Linked DNA regions of Homo sapiens: region 2 is linked to region 1. Evidence: read pairs that join two places in POLR2A ChIA-PET (ENCODE). Cell type or tissue: GM12878. All regions are shown on one strand.

Region 1 (2,500 bases):
TTGCATATTCCTGCAAGAATAGTCTATTCAAATATAAATAAGTATAATATGTATGTTTTTTACACAAATAAGACATTTAGACACTGCTCTGTATCTTCAGTTTTTTTCACTTAACAATGTACCTGGGAAATGATTCTATATTAACATGATAGATCTAGGTTTGTTTTTAATTAGAAACTTATCAGCTTACCACTATGAAAAATAGTGGAGTTCTCAAAAATAGCAGAACCTTCTTTTTTTCAAGCCTGCAAAATGAAATATAAGAGAGGAGAAAAAGCATTTTATCTCTCACCCATAGACTGGTCTAAAATTTTCATTTTACAGACAGAGAAAATAATACTAGTTAAGCCATGAGACCAAGTTTAAGGATGCTATTTCTCAAATTACTAAATTCTTTTCTAAGGGTTACTATTATAATTTTAGTTTCAAAGAGGACTTTCATTTGTTTTATAAACATTTTCCATTTTCACCCCTCCCTTATGTGTTTAAAAAAGCAAATTCCAATTAGTCACCAGACGACTGAATCACAAAATCTCCTTATCCATTCTGTAACAAATCAAGAAATGCAATGCTATGCTCATCAAACATTCTGAGAATCTTAAAACCACATTATATTAGTTTTTATTCAATAATTGTGGTTATATGTTTGTGTGCTTGTCATTCTACATTCAATAATTTGAATAGCCAAAGCCCTTGAGGGTCAAATTTGGATTTTTCTTGGTTTTACTGGCTCTTTCTCATTGTGGCCTTATGCCTTCTATGCTTTGTAATTTGGATTGTGAATTTACTTAAATGACTAGCTTCATCAGTGGGAATTCAATGAGGTCTCTGATGACTGGGCATCTCTTTAGAGAGTATTTGCTTTGGTTTCTACCAGGTGTTCTGAGTTTCTATCAGTCTAGAACCACATAAAGTCAATTGTCTGGTTTGGGGTTTATCAGACATTACAGATAAGTGAAAGATGAATCCCAACCCCCAAGATTACTTTTAACCCAGAGGCTACACCAAGAGTGATTGATTTCCTTATTATTTCTCTTTGCTGGGGAGCAGATTTTACAAGTCTATTATTCTTTGAGAATGTGGCCTTTTATGGCTCTCAGGTGTATATGGATCCCCTGCTCAAAATCTCCGTTTTTGAGTGTACTAAGACCTCATTTCCTGTCCTATGTGGAGCTGCAAAAAGCCAAGGCATTGGGACATAGAGATTTGAAGATATACTCATCAGAGATGATGTCAGGTGTTATGATAGCCTACTTTGTTTCTCATTCTGTGGGAATGTCCTTCTACATCTTATGAATCAAGCTTTGCATTTGAAAATAAGGTGATCATATTTTACCCAACATACATAAAAAGTTTTAGAGTGGGAGATTTTTCAAAAAGTTAGTTATATAACTTTACTAAAAACAGAAGATCCAAAAAGTCTTTAGGTTGCTTTTTTTTTTTTTTTTTTTTTTTTTTTTTCATGAATCTGCTAACCTCTGGCCATCGGATGAACTTCTGAGAATAGCACTCTAATGCCCCCCTTTCCGATATTATATTGTAAAGTATAGTAAATATTGTGCACTAGACAACAATGGATGGATAGGGAAAATGAGAGGGTTCGGGGGATTGAATAAGAGTCTTACATATGGTATGGAGGAAGGGTTTGGATTTGGCCTTCAGACCTTGGATAAGCCAATTAGCTTTTGAGTAGGAATAATAGAACTTAATCTACAGGCTTATCTTAAGAACTAAATTGAATAATTTATGAAAAGCTATCTGAATACTAGCTACTCACTTATATCAATTGAATTGAGCAGTTATAAGATAGAGGATTTGACGACTGATCAAGAAAAAAACATGAGCACGAGGTGGCAGTAGTATATAAGGGCCTTTACTGAGTTGTATTAATACTTTGACAGGTTGTAAGAGAGGGGAAGTTTTTGGTGGCAGCAGACTTGCCAGAAACAACTGGATGGGGCCACTACCCAGAGAGGTGGAGGTCAAGGGGACAAGGGAACCCTCAGCTAGAGGGGAATGAGAGAGGAGGCTTACATGTCAGGGTGATGTCATTCAGCAGCAAGGAGGAGAATCTCTGTCACAGAGTTGCCAGGAGGAGCAGGGATTTGGCATCTTTCGTAACTCCAGGGTTTATTTCATCTTTGACTGGTAGATATTTGGTGTAGTTTCATGGAGTATACAAAGTAGGCTGTTTGAATGGCTAAAAAATATACTTACTTGGGTAATTGCTTTAAAGCAATCAAATGTGTAAACATTTGAGTTTGGTGCTGGCAGTGGCAGAATGTGAGCGAATTGTCCTAGCCTACTGTGAAGAAGTAAACGTTGGTCCCAATATAACCAATTGGCATAGCACATACCTATATTTGTGGACATACACACACATCCAGGATGCAAATTGCCATCCTGATATCCTGCACTCATTATTTTTCATTTGTTGCCCAGATCCATTCTCTGTATTCTCTGTCTTCTTTTGTCCCCCAGGAAGATGACCACTCTCCAG
Region 2 (2,500 bases), 250 kb after region 1:
TTCATATTTACCACAATTCTTCTTAATAGTATGATATTATTTAACATTCAGGTGATTTGAATAAATTGGCATTGTCTTGGGGAAAGTTATATGCTCATGCATGCGTTACATACAAATTGTATGTTCACACTTCACAGGAGTATGTATTTTGCATACCTTTATCAACTATTATTCACCTCTTTTGGTATATAAAACATACATCTCTCAGTTTCCTAAAAGAATGTCAAAAGAGATGATGGTTTTTCTTTTGGAGCATATGAGCATGATATTATTTCAGAAACATCTTCACCTTTTTGGAATAACTGGTCTCTGTGGAAAAGCAATTCTCTACTCTGTCCAATATGGCTACATTTCGTTTTGAGATTAATATTTCCTGAACTGTTTTAACAAAAGATAATCATAGTAACCTAGAGAACATAATCAAAAACAGTAGAAAAAGAACCAAATGTGTAAGACTTAATTCTCCTAACACAAATATTTCAAGATGTGTGTTACACATATTTTTACAGATTTCACAGGCACATATGATGAGATGCCTCTCTAAAAACATGAACGATTATCTGAAAGAGATGTTCTGGATCTGTTATGAAAAAAACTGGTAATATGTAGAAAACTATAACCATGTATTTACTATTTTTTTCCTCAAGGATGTATCTGTAATGCTTATATAAACGTTTATTTTTTATAATATGAAAAACACTACGTAAAAACCGATTTCTCTACCTCAAATTTAAAAATAAAAAATATGTCTAGAGACAGTTAATGCCATATGCCAATAGCTCTTCTTGAATCCTCTGCCTTGCAATCAATAATTCTCCAACCATTAGTGAATATGCTCCATGACTCATCAGAAACAATATACAAAGTTAATGGGGATCATTCTTCCCCTCACCCTCCACACACGCACTGACACTAATGGAAGCTATGCCTCATCTAGTGGAAGACAGACTCAAGATGGCACCAAGCTGAGGCAACTCTTCTTGAGGCTCTATATACAAACTAGCTAACCTCCCCACGAAGAATCCACAACATCCATTTTACATTTTTTGGCATCCTTCGAGAAAATAATAGTAAGCATACTTTATATGGCTAGAAAAGAACCACATTTTTTTCAGCTTAACACTCACTGTGAATGGCAAAATGTACTTCAGTTATGAAAATATCTGAAAGGAATGTTTCCAGGACCTATGCCATTGTGCTTTGTTTACCAGTCAGATGCCTTCTCAAGAATGTGTTCAAATTATAAAGACAGTGTCTCCATGTATAGAAATTCTTCAGAGCCCATAATGTTACGTTAGAAACACATTTTCACCTTTGCTAATATTCAAAACAATACCCTCCTATCTGCAGGTAAAAATCTTTCATTCTTATGAATGCAGCAATCTTTTATTAACATTTGCTCAGGACTTTGGATATGGGTTTTTTTTTTTAACTTTCTAAAGAAAGTTCTAGCAAAAGAAAACACATATTAAGTATTTGAAGATAATTGCTATTTACTAAAATCTCTATTTTAAAATAATTTTAGTGACTCGTTTATGTTTGGTAACTTCAGGACAATGATAACTACAGTGTCTCTAAAATGTTCCTAAGTAACAATCATACTCTATTTTGGCCTTTGAGAGGTGTTAAGACTCATTCTCTAATTATAAGTTTTTCTCTATTATTACTACCTCACCATCAAATCTCTAAACTAAATAGCAGCTTTGAGGAAATAAAAATAGATGTTAGGTGGTGTGTTTTCTCAAATTTTGGTTACAATGGATAAGAAAGACGAGGTATTTCTATGTATAATAAAATAAGCCAATTTTATTGTTTTGACCAGCAAAATCTTTAAGCTTTCTCCCAGAATATTGTTTTCCTGCTTTATCCTAGAACAACACTGTCCAAAATAAATACGATGTTAGCCACATTTGTTATATTTTCTAGACACCATGAAAGAGAGAGAGAGAGAGAGAGAGAGAGAGAGAAAAGAAACAGGTGAAGTTAATCTAGTAAGATCTTCTATTAGAACCAATATATCAAAAATTATCATTAAAACATATCATAAATATAAAAATATTAATCAGATGTTTTACTTTCTTCCCCTCATATAAAGTTTTCAAAACCGGTAGTATTTTACACTTCTCAATCTGGACAAGACACATTTCAAGTGCTCAACAGCCACATGTGGCTACTGTACTGGACAGCACATTCTAGATTTCCAAACATATGAAGCTTTTTGGCCTAAAAAAACCATACACTTTAAAATCTTTCTATGTCACATTCTCTATGATCCATATGGTTGATGGGATTTTATTTTGGGCCAATCACTTCGTGAACCTATTTCACTTCTTTCCTCCACTCTTTTGACTCTCATATCTACTACCCACCCTAATGCCTTTGCATACAGAATTTTAAAAACCCAATCACCTATTCTTTTCAGCTTCTCCTAACCAAGACCTGAGATGTTCTCTAATCCGCACATCTATCACCAAGCAGAAAGCCAGAAGGTGCAGCAAGA

Evidence for each region. Peaks named below come from ENCODE experiments on the same cell type or tissue, not always from the same donor. Only the 100,000 strongest peaks of a DNase experiment are listed, where the experiment ranks them.
Region 2: POLR2A ChIA-PET joins it to region 1 with 7 read pairs; 2 of 35 experiments call an interaction of 5 or more read pairs at or near these places.

The regions. Positions count from the first base shown.
Region 1 is chr3:152,517,914-152,520,413 of GRCh38, reverse strand. No RefSeq gene overlaps it. Among named protein-coding and RNA genes, the nearest start is that of MBNL1-AS1, 250 kb to the right of the region's middle. In GM12878, no CTCF peak of the experiment used is centred here; no DNase peak of the experiment used is centred here.
Region 2 is chr3:152,271,507-152,274,006 of GRCh38, reverse strand. All of the region lies in intron 1 of MBNL1 (muscleblind like splicing regulator 1), which reads right to left. Among named protein-coding and RNA genes, the nearest start is that of MBNL1-AS1, 3.1 kb to the right of the region's middle. In GM12878, no CTCF peak of the experiment used is centred here; no DNase peak of the experiment used is centred here; H3K4me3 peaks cover 2,253 bases; H3K27ac peaks cover 2,500 bases.